Regions from separate parts of the Mus musculus genome. Here region 2 is linked to region 1. Evidence: chromatin loops called from intact Hi-C (ENCODE). Cell type or tissue: heart. All regions are shown on one strand.

Region 1 (8,000 bases):
TTAAACCCAGCACTTGTGAGGCAGAGACAGATGCACATTGATCTTTGAGTTCAAAACTAGCCTTGTCTACAGAGTAAGTTCCAGGACAGCAGGTACACAGAGAAACCATGTCTCAGAAAACAAAGCAAACAAAAGAATACCCATGAGGCAACTGCTATTATTACCTCTCTTAAGGAGATGAGGAAACTAATGCTTCGAGAGGTCAAGTCACTCTCCCAGAGACACACAGGATCCAGTCACAGAGCTAGGCCTTTCACCCAGTCCCTTCAGTCCCGAAGCTTGCAATCTTAACTAATTTTGTTCTTTTCCAACCTTCTGATTTTTGTTTGTTTCTTTGTTTGTTTGTTTGTTTTAGACCATTGCCAACAACTAGATCCAAGGTTCGGCTGGCAGAGAGGACCCCCAGGTCCTCTAAAGAATAAAGACCTTTTGAAAGTCCCAAGTTGATGCTCTCTGCCTTCATTGACGGAACTCTTGTGCTCTGACCAGTTTCTGAAATCTTAGGTCTGAAATGTGGAGGTGGGGCCAGAGCCATCCCCTCCGCTGAGGAGGAGAGAATGAGCCCTGAGAGGAGGGGCTGCAGTGGGGTGACTAGCATGCAAGGGCATAGGACGTCCTAAGCAGAAAGAGAGAGACTGCCAGGAAACTCGGAGAAGTTGTCACAGTAATAGTCACACATAGGACTGTGAATATAGTCAGTGATAGTAGATAGTCACCCAGAAACTGGAGACTTCTCAATGCAGCCATAGAGGCACAAATTTGTAGAAAAATCTAGTCCGGTTGGGAATCACAGGTTACATGCAGCATTAGGAAGGTTTCTCTTTGAAAAGGCTGACTTGTTTGTCATAGCTGCATGGATTTATCCTACTCCGACTGACCGGGGGACTCGGGGTTCATCTTTCTAGTTTTTTTTTTAAGATTTATTTTATATATATGAGTGCACTGTAGCTGTCTTCAGAAACACCAGAATAGGACACCAGATCCCATTACAGATGGTTGTGAGCCACCATGTGGTTGCTGGGAATTGAATGCAGGACCTCTGGAAGAGCAGTCAGTGCTCTTAACCTCTGAGCCATCTCTCCAGCCTAGGCTTTTCCTGTGTGTGTGTGTGTGTGTGTGTGTGTGTGTGTGTGTGTGTGTGTGTGTGTGTGTGTGTGTAGTTCAGAAGTCTACATTGAGTGATAGATATATATATCAAGTCAGGAGAATCATGAAAAGCTCCCCAGACATCTAATGGCAGATGCAGAGGTGAATGGAAGAGATTCCACCTCAAATCAAGATGGAAGCCCATCCTGCTGGCACACCTGTAACCCCAGTACTTGGGAAGCAGTACTTCTTAGTTACCTTTCTACTTCTGAGATAAAAACACCACGATCAGAGCCAGGCGTAGTGGCGCACACCTTTAATCCCAGCACTCGGGAGGCAGAGGAAGGCAGATTTCTGAGTTCGAGGCCAGCCTGGTCTACAAAGTAAGTTCCAGGACAGCCAGGGCTACACAGAGAAACCCTGTCTTGAAAACAAACAAACAAGCCATCACGATCAAGGCAACTTATAGAAGAAAGGGTTCATCTGAGGTTCCAGTTTCATCAGGATAAGTGTCTGTCACTATCACAACAGCTGTTGTGGCTGGAACAGCAAGCTGAGAGCTCAGAGCCATTGTGTCAGGGAAATGTTAGTGATCTTCAAAAACACACAAAGGAGCCAATCTGATGCAACTCACAGCAGGGTCTTCATTCTATTCCAGCTAGCTTACCCCCCCCCCCAATGCACCGCTGTCACGCAGGATGGTTTTGGTGGTGGTACAGCCCCAAATCTCTATCGGGACAAGGCTTTATAGTAAGCAGCAAGCAGGGAATGCATGTGTAAGCATCTATTTGGAAAGCTGCTGTGGCCTTTACCATAATTGGCTGGAGCTGGGAGTCAGATCATAAACTTAACTTCTGTTCCCCTCTGCATTGGTGGTCGATAGGCAGGGGGTGGGTTTGTAACCTGGGTCTGCAGGTTTGTTGGGGGAATAACCAGGAGACACTGGTCTTGTGCATCCTGGAAACTCTACTCTTGTTGGGGATTAGCCTAGAGACTGGAGCTAGGCTCAGGTTCTGTTGGGGGCTGGGGCAACTTGGAAACTAATGTTAGATACCAGCCTGTTAGTCTACCTGAGTTTAAACTTAACGTCAGGTTCTCTAAAATGGAGCCTGAATTTAAAAGCTTTGGTGTCTCAGAGCTTGAACTGTAGGCAGGAAGCAGAGAGTAAATGAAGAGCAGTGTGGGGAACATTTCTCATTCAACCACAACGCAGTGGCAGGCAGAGCTTTTTGAGTTGAAAGCCAACCTGGTCTACATAGCAAGTATCTGGGCAGCCTTGGCTACAGAGGCTCTTTGTTTTATTTATTTATTTTTTCTTGTGTATGTGTGTACCCTGTTGCTGTCTTTGGACACACCAGAAGAGGGCTTCAGATCCTATTACAGACGGTTGTGAGCCACCATGTACTTGCTGGGAATTGAACTCAGGACCTCTACAAGAGTTTTCAGTGCTCTTTACCGCTGAGTCATCTCTCCAGCCCTGTGACTCTTATGTCAAAAACAAGAAAAAAAAGGTAGAAAGTGGGGACTGACATCTGAGGTTGTCCACTGACCTCTCTCTATAAGTGTGCTGTGGCATATACACGACTGAACTCATACAGAGCACACATACATGCACACACACATGCACACACACATGTATGCATCCCCCTTGTGGGGGTGGGGAAGAGAGAGAGACAGAGAGAGAGAGAGAGAGAGAGTGCATACAAGTGACACACTTAATGTAATTAAGGTGGAGAACCCACAGTACTCTTCCTTATTCTCCCCAGAGGCCATCAGTATTTGGGTGGAGTTGGGACACATAGCAGAATAACTCTTGCCTGCTCCCTGCTCCCTTGAAGGCCTTTCGCCATACATTTTCCCTTGGCTGACATGAAGCTTAGAGAGATGGGGAGTCTTGCTAGGCTCTCCTTTTCACTGTCGTGGCAGCCAGTGGCTGCCGGTCAACCTGGTGCCAGAGTGAGGAGGAGGCATCAAACTGAGCACCGTTGTCTCCTCATGGATACTTATGGACACAATCAAGAAATAGTTGTCACTGCCACTGTAGTGCTGGACATTGTTTGTTATAGCTGTGTGGACTTTACCTACCCTAACTAACGGAGGAGCTTGGGGTTCATCTTTCTTTTTTTTTTTTTAAAGATTTGTTTATTTATTATATGTTAAGTACACCATAGCTGTCTTCAGACACTCCAGAAGAGGGCATCAGATCTCATTACGGATGGTTGTGAGCCACCATGTGGTTGCTGGGATTTGAACTCAGGACCTTTGGAAGAGCAGTCGGGTGCTCTTACCTGCTGAGCTATCTCACCAGCCCCCGGGTTTCATCTTTCTAATCTAGGGTGCTACATTTTATCACACTTACAAATATCCACAGACAATGTACTATATGGTTTGGGGGGTTTCTTTCTTTCTTTCCTTGTGTGTGTGTGTGTGTGTGTGTGTAGGGCAGAAGTCAACTTTGAGGGGCTGGTGAGATGGCTCAGTGGGTAAGAGCACCCGACTGCTCTTCCGAAGGTCCGGAGTTCAAATCCCAGCAACCACATGGTGGCTCACAACCATCCGTAATGAGATCTGACTCCCTCTTCTGGAGTGTCTGAAGACAGCTACAGTGTACTTACATATAATAAATAAATAAATCTTTAAAAAAAAAAAAAAAAAGAAGTCAACTTTGAATGTACTATCCACCTGCTGTTTTGTTATTGTTATTGTTGTTACATTTATTTATATAGGTCTGTCTGTCTGTCTGTCTGTGAGTGCCAGTTACATAGCACACATGTGGAGGTCAGAGAACCATCTTTGAAAATGGGTTTTTGACTTCCAATCTGTGGGTTCTAAGGACTGAACATAGGTCGGCAAGCTTGACAGCAAGCCCCATATTTATCTGCTGAGCCATCTCGATGGCTGTCGTTTGTTCTTTGAGACAGGGTTCCAAACTGGGACCCAGGACTCATCAATTAGGCTAAGCTGGTTTAGCCAGCGAGACCCTGAGATCAGCATCTCTCTGTCTTCCCAGTGCTATGATTATAAATGTATACTACCACACTCAACTTTTTATGTGGGTGCCAGGGACTGAACTCAGAACCTCATGCAGGAATGCCAAACACTTCACCAGCTGAACACCTAATCGGCACCAATTTTGATTTAAAAAAAAAAAAGCATCACTAAACAATAAAAGACAGTAAATCATTTTGTTGTTGTTGTTGTTATTTTTGGTTTTTGAGACAGGGCTTCTCTGAGTAGTCTTGACTGTCCTGGAGCTCTCTCTGCAGACCAGGCTGGCCCCGAACTCAGAGATCTGCCTGCCTCTGCCTCCCAAGTGATGGGATTAAAGGCGTGTACCACCACAGCCTGGCAGTAAGTGGATTTTTCAAAAAGCCCTTTTAACTTGTTTGTTGGCTGTGCTGAGTGAGTGTCACCGCATTGTGGCCTCCCGATGGCTGCCGGCCTGTGGTGAATGCCTTAGACAAAAGTTATTTTTCTCTGCCCTGACTTGTTTGATGAGCATTTAAAGCTGGGCCAACTTTCTGGGGTCACAAGCAGTGCTTGGGTGGATGTCCTTGGACATATCTTCAGGGGCACATGTGTGTGAACTCCCTAGGCTGTATTCCCAGAACTGGGACTCCCTGGTGGGACAGCGTTTGTCAGCTCTGCCAATGACCTAATTCTCCAAGATGACTGTGTCGACAATATTTTTCACATTTCCCACCCCCTTCCTCCTCTTCCCATCCACTGCCCCCGCGCGCATGGAATACGGCCCCACAGTTTTCTTCTAAAGTCATTCCTGGGATCTCAAGCCCCCCCCCCCCAAAAAAAACCCTCTTCCAGCTCTTTAAGGAAAAAAAAAAAAGAAAAATCCAACAACTGGTCTGGCAAGGGCCTGAGTCAGAAGGCAGCGGGGTAGGGGGCAGGGTGAAGCTGAGGAAGTTGAGAACCAGGTCAGGGCGTCCTTAATCAGTTTTACTGAGTCAGACCATGACGCCTGACAGAATGCATCCACAGGTGCTGCCAAAGCTGACCCTCCTCCACCTAGGAGAGTCCTTGGATAACACCCCCAAATGACTTCAAAATAAAGGTCAGGGAGACAGCTAATGCCTCAGTTGGCATAGCAGCGGCCCCAGGGACCCGCACCCAGCCCAAAGGAGGCTGGGAGCAGCTAAGACACATTTCTCACCACATACTGGCAGCAGCGAGTTAGGAAATTGCCTACATTTCAAATGGATCAATCAAGAATTTGATTTCATCAACAATCCTGTCTTGGTCTTCAGTCTCCCCCAGTCTCAACAATTCAAATCTCTTATAACCTGTTTTTAATGAGTCAAGATTAGAATGTCAACTTTTTTTTTTCTGCTTCTATTCTGTAAATCATTAAAAGAAACAATTTGCCGTTCGAAGAAATGAAAAATGTGGCATCAATACTTCTTTTCCTTTTAGAGTTGGCTCAGGGTGGTAATGCTTGCTAATCCACAGCTGAGGATGGGAAGTTTATATTCATATTAAAATCACCCAACTCAGTAATTCATCCTTTCAATCATGAAGGAGCTCTGGGGGTTTGAATGGGAATGGCCCCCACAGAATCCTAGGATTGGATGCTTGATCCCCAGTTAGTGGAACTGTTTGGGAAGGATTAGGGGGTGAGGCCTTGTAGGATGAGGTATGTCACTGGAGGTGTGGGCTTTGGGCCCTCTCCCTCCCTCCCTGCCCCCGCCTGCTGCTTATGGATAAGGACATAAAACTCCCCGATACTCCTCCAACATCATGCCTGTCTACTTCCCACCCTGATGATCATGGACTAACCCTCTAAAACTGTTAGCAGGCCTCCAGTTAAATGCTTTCCTTTGGGGGCTGGAGAGATGGCTCAGTGGTTAAGAGCACTGACTGCTCTTCCAGAGGTTCTGAGTTCAATTCCCAGCAACCATGTGGTAGCTCACAACCATCTGTAAAGGGATCTGATGCCCTCTTCTGGTGTGTTTGAAGACAGCTGCAGTGTTCTCATATAAATAAAAATTTTAAAAAATGCCTTCCTTTTGTAAGTTGCCTTAGTCATGGTGTCTCTTCACTGTCATAGAACAGTGACTAAAACAGGATCCAACAATTCTATTACCGCTCCCCAAAACTCTCAGAATAGCAACACTGGCTATGTGTTTAGAGTTTTGCTTTAAGAGATTTTCATTTTCTCTTTTCTCTTCTTTTTTTTTTTTTTTTTTTTTTGGCAGTTCTGCAACTTTATTTGACATGAGCAGGTTAGTTCTCATCCACATTGACCGTCTGTAGATTTTTGAATGTGGTAACAGGCACGTAAGTTACCAGCGTGTAGAGCTTGTTTGGGGAATCCTCATCCTCATTACGTTTTCTGGACAAGCGTACTCGGATGGGATATGGAACGTTCCTTATTCCCTTGGCCCAGACGGCTTTATTGAGCCTGGTGTCAATGAGCACATCTGGTGTCCCCATTTCCTTCATGGCAAACTTCCGAATTTCTTTGAGTGCCCAAGGAGCACTCTTCTTGAAGCCCACTCCATGGATACGCTTGTGAATGTTGATGGTGTATTCTTGGGTCACCACCTCGTTGATGGCAGAACGGCCCTTCTTCTTCTCGCCACCCTTCTTTGCGGGAGCCATCGAGCCTGCCCGCGCCGGGCGCGGATGGCGCCGGATTTCGGAGCCGCGACCCCGCAGCCATACTCACTCTCTTTTCTCTTCTTTTTAAAAAGAATTATTTATGTATGTGAGTACACTGTAGCTGTCTCAGACACACCAGAAGAGGGCATCGGATCCCACCACAGATGGTTGTGAGCTACCATGTGGTTGCTGGGATTTGAACTCAGGACCTCTGGAAGAGCAGCCGGTGCTCTTAACCACTGAACCATCTCTCCAGCCCTGGTTTTCAAACTTCCTCCTTTGTTTCTTCTCTTCCACGGCTGCTGTTCTTTTGCTGGCCCTGTCCACTTCTCTGTATTTAGAACTTTTGTCTATAGTTAAATTTAATGGGCACAAGCATCTATTGATATTGTGTATCACACACAGCGGAGAAAGGAAGACAGCCCACCCTTGGTGGGTCCCACCAGTAGGGCTTATAACTCGGCTCAAAGCCCCAAATGTCAGCGAAGTTTTCAGGGTTTGAGCCTAGATCCTGCAATGAGGCTTGCCACTATCCCCAGTACAGTAGTTAAAGAGACATGTGTGCAAGAGTAAAAAGCAGAGGAACTGAATATAGCCACATCAAGGAAATGAATGAAGAAACATGAGGTCCAGTGACAATTCCCCATCAAATCCATCTCTGGGTTCTGACAGGCAGCTTAGAGCTATGAATAACTGAGTAGTTCTTGTCAAGGTAGCCTTACCCATCTTGTCTCAGCTTCAGTCTTTCTGCAGTGTAGTCTGACAAGCGGCCAAAACTGTGTCACATCTCCCTCTGGGAGACACGTTCTTCCTCTGGCTGGCATCAGGCTTCGGCCTTCCTCTTCTTCAAGCAGGACACTGTTGTAGGTTGTTCCGGTGCTGTTCGTATTTTGATGTTAATTCTGCTTCCTCGAGAGGGGCTGCCCCCACAAGGAGTAGGTCACACACTCAGGTGATCTCACGGAACCTTCTCCCCATTCTGACTGGTCACATAAAGGGTAGAGCTGATGACTGGGCAGTGGAAGGGAAAGGAGGGGCTGGACGTGTGAGAGTGGAAGAACAGAGGAAGAGGAGCTGGGAGGAAGATGGAGCAGGACCACATGGCCTGAAGAAGCCACAAGTAGCCATCCATCCATCTCATAGCTGGGGGAAAAGTTAGTGTAGTGGTAGATCTGCCCAATCTAGGCATTATAGCTTATAAATATAATAACTGATTGTGTGGTTTTTATATGGGCTTACTGGGGTAAGAAATTATTGCAACAGGACTCTCCCAGGGAAACTGCCATTCCTTGGGGACC
Region 2 (8,000 bases), 190 kb before region 1:
CAAAGATGAGGAACAAACAATGCAGAGACGAAGTAGTAAAAGAACAAACAAGGCCATAAACAAAGTCCTGCAGGCAATGTGTCTAGGGGTTTATCAGAAGACCAAGATACCAGGAATAAAATACGTTCCTCGGCTCTATTGTCTTGAGCTTTGTCCTAGCCCACTGTAAATATTCTTATCTGAACCTATTCTCTTGTCCTTCCAGCCCAATGTAAATATTCTTACCAATGTCCTTGAAGCAGCATCAAGGGCTCTCCGCACATCTACAAACAGGCAGGCACACACACCACACTAAAAAATAAAGCAGCTGAGCTTGGTGTGGGGGCACACAACTTTGCGGAGCAAAGGCAGAAAGGCAGAAAGATCTCTGAGTTGGAGGCCAGGGTCATCTACACAGTGAGTTCCAGGACAGCCAGGGCTGCTCAGAGAAACCCTGTCTCGAAACACCAAAAAGAAGTTAATGAATAAATAAATAGGGCTAGAGAGGTGGCTCAGTGGTTAAAAGTGCATTCTGCTCTTCCAGAGGTCCTGAGTTCAAATCCCAGCCCCCACAACCATCTGGAGCTCCAGTTTCAAAGAATCCAACACCTAGCCTCTGCCGGCACCTACAGTCACATGCATTTGCCCACATACAGATAGGCCACACTGATACACATAATTAAAATAATAAGAATAATTTTAAATATTTTTTTAAAGAGGAAGAGGGGCCAAAGAGATGGTTGAGGGGGGTTGAGGGTTAAGAGCTTTTGCCGTTGGAAATAGCAGTACACTCCTTTAATCCCAGCACTCGGGAGGCTGAGGCAGACAGAGCTCTGTAAATTCCAGACCAGCCTGGTCTACAGAGTGCAATAATCTACATGAGAATGATACCAACAACAACAAGGACAACACACTAAGCCCATTAAGAGAAAGTGAGGGGCTGGTGAGATGGCTCAGTGGTTAAGAGCATGGGGCTATTCTTGCAAAGGTCCTGAGTTCAATTCCCAGCAAACACATGGTGGCCCACAACTATCCGTAAAGGGATCTAATGTTCTCTTCTGGGATGCAAGTGTACATGCAGATAGAATACTCATACATGAAAAAAATACATAAATGAAAAGTTATTTAAGAAAAAAGGTCAGGTGTGGTGGCGCATGCCTTTAATCCCAGCACTCGGGAGGCAGAGGCAGGTGGATTTCTGAGTTCGAGGCCAGCCTGGTCTACAAAGTGAGTTCCAGGACAGCCAGGGCTATACAGAGAAACCCTGTCTCGAAAACCCAAAAAAAAAAAAAAAAAAAAAAAAAAAAAAAAAAAAAAAGAAAAAGAAAGAAAGAATGAAAAAAGAATTTGCATGTCAGTGTGCAAGTGGGTTTCTGTGAGTTTGAGGCCAGCCTGGTCTGCAGAGCTGGTTCTAGTACAGGCAGGGCTCCACATGATACCTTGTCTCAAAGCCCATGCCCCAAATGAATGTGAATCCTTTACTAGCCAGCATCAAAGAGCAGGCTCATGCCTCAGAGCCTCTCAGCACCTAAGCTCAGGGGAACATTTTTAGAAGCAAAAATCACAAAGACCAACTCACATCAAAGTTAGATGAGGGCCAGAGTAACCTTGAAAAATTCATTTCTGGCAGAGCATAGTAATTACCTCAGACATAACATGACAGTTATTTTTAACTTATACTTTCTTCATTTATTTTGGTTTATAATAATTATTTTGGTTAATATATCTAGACTATGATCAAGGCCATGGAAATCTCAAGTGTGTTGCCAAGGCAGACATGACTATTGGGGAGTAGAAGGCTAAGGACTGTCTAAGCAAATTATAAAATAGAGTTTAGACAAGAAGATGTCAAAATAGTCATGTGAGTTCCAGAAAAGTCAGGGCCTCATAAACTCTGACTCTCTCTGTCTCTCTGTGTCTCTCTGTCTCTCTCTGTGTACCTCTCTCTCTCTCTCTCTCTCTCTATATATATATATATATATATATATATATATATATATATATATATATATATGTATATATGTGCGTGTGTGTGTCTGTTTCTATCTTTCTCTTCTTCCAAAAAAAAAAAAAGCACTTGCTGCTCTTGCAGAAACCTGGGTTACAGGTGTCTGTCTGTAGACCCAAGGGTTCCAGAACCCTCTCCTGGCCTTGGTGAGCACTAGGCATACACACAGCACACTTAAAAACATGCGAAGAGCAGGGCAGTAGTGGCACACGCCTTTAATCCCAGTACTCGGGAGGCAGAGGCAGGCAGATTTCTGAGTTTGAGGCCAGCCTGGTCTATGAAGTGAGTTCCAGGACACCAGGGCTACACAGAGAAACCCTGTCTCAAAAAAAAAAAAAATGCAGAGAAAACACCCATACAATAAAAATACATTCCCATGGGGGAGGGGGGCAGAGAGAAGGAGACAGTGTAGAATTGCGGTGCTGGTTTGGTTGTGCCTGGGCTGTACTGTAAATCCCTGTCTCAGAAAGACTTGCAGAAATAAAGGCCAGAGATAATGAAGTAAGTGTAAGGCCTGGGGAATGAGGAAGCTGAATTTCTACAAGGACGAACTGACCACTACTGTCTCACTCTTCCAGTAACTGACTTTCTTCTTCTTGTTGTTTTCTAGACAGGGTTTCTCTATGTAGCTCTGGCTGTCCTGGAACTTGATCTGTAGACCAGGCTGGCCTTAAACTCAAAAACCAGCCTGCCTCTGCCTCCCAAGTCCTGAGATTAAAGGTGTGCGACATAGCCCAGCTTAGTAATTTACTTTTCAGTCTCAGGCCCTGGGCCTTTCTCTCCTAGCTGCCTCCCTGTCCCTCTTTGCTTCTCTGAGCACATGATGACACCTGACTGCTCTGTCCACTATGATACGCTGGTTTCTCTAGCATGGCTAATGAAGGAGATAGAATGTCTACCAAAGATTTAGAAACCCCAGAAGGAGCAGATTTAGAAGAGAAGTGGGGAGAGCTGGAAGTGGGACAGAGGGGAGTGGACAGTGAAGGGTTAATGGTGGAATGAAAATGAGGACGGTACTCCTGGTGCTTCCAAGGACTGTTGAGAAGGTTTTTATTGGAGTTAGATGGCGTGCACAGCAAGGCTCCAGAATGAACCAGGTCAGGAGAGGAGATGGGAGGGGAAGAGCAGGCAAGGAAGGAGGGAGGAGGAAAGAGAGGGAGGGGAAGGCAAGCCGACCAAGCTGGCCAAGAACCAAGAGACCCAGAGCAGGGCCAAGAGAGCTTAAGACTCAAATGAGTGGTTTATACAAGAAGGAAAGACTGGGGTAAAGAAAGGCCAGCCCCTAAACTGGAGAGGTTTGGGGGTTGGAGAGGGAGAAGAGCTGGGAGGCGCCACAGGTGCCAGGTGAGACTTATCCTGTTTGTTAGGGACCTGACAATGATCAAAAAGCCTCAGGTGGACCGAGGCGCTCTGAACTGGAAAGCTGACATAATTGACAGCACCTGTCATAGGTTCAAGTTCAGGAGATCCATGCAGCAAACCCGCTGCTACCTACGTTGTGAGACATCGGGGGAGCTGCTCGGCAAATAGAATCTGCCATCCCTGAAGATCCCCCTTTTCTGTTCTATAAAACCCCAAGACCCATGTATCACTTGCACAGAGTCTCCAAGATCTGTCTGTGGCCTTTCTGTTCTTCAGACTGTGAAATCAGGACTTAAAGGTTACAGAGCCCTAACCTAACATTAAGGAGGAGGAGGAGGAGGAGGAGGAGGAGGAAAAGAAAGGAAAAATAGGCTAGAGAGATGGGTTAAGAGCTCTTGTATCCCGGTGTGGTGGTGCACGCCTTTAATTCCAGCACTCAGGAGGCACAGGCAGGTGGATTTCTGAGTTCAAGGCCAGCCAGGGCTACACAGAGAAACCCTGTCTAGAAAAACAAACAAACAAACAAAAAACAACAACAAAACAACAAAAAAAAAGGTTAAGAGCATTGACTGCTCTGCCAGAGGTCCTGAGTTCAATCCCCAGCAACCACATGGTGGCTCACCACCATCTGTAATGGGATCTGATGCCCTCTATTGGTGTGTCTGAAGACAGCTACAGTCAGTGTACTCATATAAATAAATCTTAAAAAAAAAAAAAAAAAAGCTATTGTAGGGGACCCAAGTTCAGCTCCCAATACCCCAGTCAGGCGGCACAAATGCCAGTGGGCACCTACACATAACCATAACCAGACCCACACAGTCATACACATTATTAAATAAAGCAAAATTTAAAAACTGGTAAAGATGGCATCTGGGAACACCCCCCCCCCAGTTAATGTTCCTTAACAATTAAAGTATGTGTTCAAGGTCACGTCTCCTTCTCAAAAATTAAGTACACTTGGCTTAGGCACCTCGCTGTGCTTTTAAATGAACTGATCTTGTACTAAAGTGAGGGAGCTCTGCCCACACAGAGCAAGGGAAAGGACACCTTTGTATCAGGAATGAAAACCCAGTGTAGCCCCTGACCGAAAGCTGAACATCCTTTTTTTTTTTTTTTTTGGTGTTTTTGAGACAGGGTTTCTCTGTGTAGTCCTGGCTGTCCTGGAACTCACTTTGTAGACCAGGCTGGCCTCGAACTCAGAAATCCGCCTGCCTCTGCCTCCCGAGTGCTGGGATTAAAGGCGTGCGCCACCACGCCTGGCTCTGAACATCCTTCTAATGTAGCCTTGCTTTGCTGGAGTCATTTTCTTTAGTCAGAGACCCATTTCTAGATATAGAATACACAAGAGCTGTGTTTTAGGAGCAAAATCAGACTTGGGGTTAGGAATGTAGGAGTCTGGGACAGAGAGGCACATAGCAGCAGAGGGCATTATTCTTAATCCTCCTCCCTCTCTCCTCCTCTTCTTCCTCTTCTTCCTCCTCCTTCTTCTTTTTCCTCTTCTTCTTCTAGATGTGTCTCTTGCTTTCCCTGACTATCCTGATGGAGTATGCAGTCCAGGCCTGCCTCAGACTCAAACAACCCTCCTGCCTATCCTTGGTTTTTTTTGTTAGATTTAATTATTTATTTTATGTATATGAGTACACTGTAACTGTACAGATGGTTGTGAGCTTTCATGTGGTTGTTGAATTGATTTTTAGGACCTCTGCTCACTCTAGTCAACCCCTCTGGCTCCGGTCAGCCCTGCTCGCTTCGGTCAACTCCACTCGCTCAGACCCTGCTCGCTCCAGCCCAAAGATTTCTTTATTATTATTATATATAAGTACACTGTAGCTGTCTTCAGACACACTAGAAGAAGGTATCAGATCTCATTACAGATAGTTGTGAGCCACCATGTGGTTGCTGGGATTTGAACTTAGGACCTTTGGAAGAGTAGTCAGTGCTCTTACCTGCTGAGCCATCTTGCCAGCCTCTGCCTATCCTTCTAAGATTATAACCAGTCTGACCAACACACACACACACAAACACAAACACAAACACACACATGTACATACATACACACAAACACACAATACATACAAACAACACACACACATATATATGTATATATATACATATACATAATGTGTATATATGTAGAGTATGTGTTTCTCACTGTGTAGCTCTGCCCGACTGGCCTAGAACTAGCTCTATAGACCAGGCTGTCCTCAAAATCTGCCTATTTCTGTCTCCCCAGTGCTAGAATGCACCCTCCTGAAATGAAGACATTCTAAAGGGACATTTGTGACCCCTCTCTTTGCCTGCCAAACTACTGAAATAATGAACGTCAAGAAATTACGGGCCAGGTGTGGTGGTGTACGCCTTTAATCCCAGCACTCGGGAGGCAGAGACAGGCCGATTTCCGAGTTCGAGGTCATCCTGGTCTACAAAGTGAGTTCCAGGACAGCCAGGGGTATACAGAGAAACCCTGTCTCAAAAAAAAAAAAAAAAAAAAAAAAAAAGAAAGAAAGAAGGAAAGAAGAAAGAAATTACTGGCTCAGAAACTTCTGAGTGATTCTCCTGTCTCCACCTCTCAGCTCACTGATGGAATGCTGGAATTACAGGTGTGTGTGACACATCCAGGTGTCTCACTGGGGACACTGGAGCTCAACTCAGGCTGTCAGGCTTTGCAGACACCTTCACCCTTTAAGCCACCTGACTACAACATTCCCACACAGTTTTTCAGGTCTGTACTCATAAGCACCTCTTAGGGAGGCCTTCCCTGGCTGTCCGGACAAAATGTCAGGGCCTTTCTAAAATGCCATGTCTGTTGACATCACTGTATAGTATTTTTTTTTTTTTTGCCTTGCTACTTATCACAAAATAAATTACCTATTTCATTCCTTGAATTTTCTCCAGTGCCTAAAATGGAAATTTATGATATTTAAAAACTGATTCCAGCCGGGCGTGGTGGCGCATGCCTTTAATCCCAGCACTTGGGAGGCAGAGGCAGGTGGATTTCTGAGTTCGAGGCCAGCCTGGTCTACAAAGTGAGTTCCAGGACAGCCAGGGCTACACAGAGAAACCCTGTCTCAAAAAACCAAAACCAAAACCAAAAACAAAAACAAAAACTGATTCCACACCTCCCCAAGACAGGGTTTCTCTGTTGCCCTGGCTGTGCTGAAACTTGCTTTGTAGACCAGGCTGGCCTCAAACTCAGAGATCCACCTGCCTCTGCCTCTTGAATGAAAGGAATGAAAGGTGTGCACTGCCACACCCGTCTTGAAAACTAAATTTACATTGTTAATTTAACATGACATTTCCCACTATGTCAATAAGGTATTTTAGTGTTGTCCCCATTTTGTACAAAAGAGAATTGAGAAACTAAAGGTTAAGACTATTGTGCAAGGGCCAGGAAAGTAGGAAATATGGCGCCGGGAGTAAGGGGGGGGGAGCTCAGTGGTTAAGAACACTGACTACCCTTCCAGATGTCCTGAGTTCAATTCCCAGCAACCACATGATGGCTCACAACCACCTGTAATGGGATCTGATGCCCTCTTCTGGTTGAAGACAGCTACAGTGTACTCATATACATTAAAAAAAAATCACTTGAAGGGAATATGGCGCATCTAGTACTCCACCCAATGCTCTCTTAACCTTACCTGGGCTCAAACTCCTCACTATTTACTTACTTATGTTTATTTATTTTTATTATGTATATGTGTCGGGGGAGGGGGGATTGCGTGAGTATATTATCTAAAGCTGGAAGAGGCTATCAGATCTCCTGAAACCAGAGTTACAGACAGTCGTGAGCCACCCAGTGAATGCTGGGAGGTGAATTTGGTGTTCTCTGCAGAAGCCCCAAGCACCTTTCACCACTGAGCCATCTTTCCAGTGCCATAATTTTCATCATTTAAAGGTACCTGCTCTGTGGGCTCACAGGGATAAGTATGTCTGACAGAGCAGGTGACAGGCATACCTGGCCTAGCATTGTCACTCAAGAGAGCCACAATATAGCTCAAAGGGAGGGGGTAGGGAGTCACTAGAGATATGTGACTGGTTGTCACCAGTCACAAGGGCTGGGAACATTTCAGAGCCCCCGTCTGTCTTCAGGGTTATTGTGATTGTTAACCCTTTAATTTTCTGTCAACGCCTTTTAGCAACATCCACTTGTTCCCAGAATGAGCAACTGTCCTCACACACAATACTTACTAATCCTTGAATTTGGGAGGCAGAAGAATAAGGACCAGGAATTCAAGTTCAGGCTTGGCTGCATTATATCAAGTTTGAGGCCAGCCTGGGTTGCATCAGACTCTGTCTGAAAACACAAACACATGCATTTTAGATAGGGTTTTATTGCTTATAAAGACCAAGGCAGCTGTTGTGAAGGCTGTTGGGGCTGGCTTACAGTTTCAGAGGCTCTGTCCATTATCATGGTAGGAAGCACGGCACCATGCAGGCAGACTTGGTGCTGGAGGAGCCCCGAGAGTTCTACATCTTGATCCTTGTTCCACAGGCAGCAGAGGGAGACCACCTTCCACACTGGGCAGAGCTTGAACACTAGGAAACCTCAAAGCTGGCACAGCTACACAGTGACACATTTCCTCCAATAAGGCCACACCTCCTAATACTGCCACTTCCCATGGGCCAAGCAGATTCAAACCACCACCGCATG

What was found. A loop is a pair of places that touch in the nucleus more often than their neighbours do. Peaks named below come from ENCODE experiments on the same cell type or tissue, not always from the same donor. Only the 100,000 strongest peaks of a DNase experiment are listed, where the experiment ranks them.
Region 2: it touches region 1 in a loop (2.6-fold over the local background); 1 of 42 quality-filtered maps calls a loop at or near these places.

The regions. Positions count from the first base shown.
Region 1 is chr4:137,394,001-137,402,000 of GRCm38, reverse strand. It overlaps Cela3a (chymotrypsin-like elastase family, member 3A), which reads left to right. Exons shown (of 8, transcript NM_001126318.1): 8 at 356-447. The coding sequence ends at 373. It also overlaps the pseudogene Rpl31-ps10. Among named protein-coding and RNA genes, the nearest start is that of Gm52681, 11 kb to the right of the region's middle. In heart, no CTCF peak of the experiment used is centred here; DNase peaks (open chromatin) are centred at 4,680 and 5,060.
Region 2 is chr4:137,582,642-137,590,641 of GRCm38, reverse strand. No RefSeq gene overlaps it. Among named protein-coding and RNA genes, the nearest start is that of Usp48, 7.5 kb to the left of the region's middle. In heart, no CTCF peak of the experiment used is centred here; no DNase peak of the experiment used is centred here; H3K27me3 peaks cover 1,099 bases.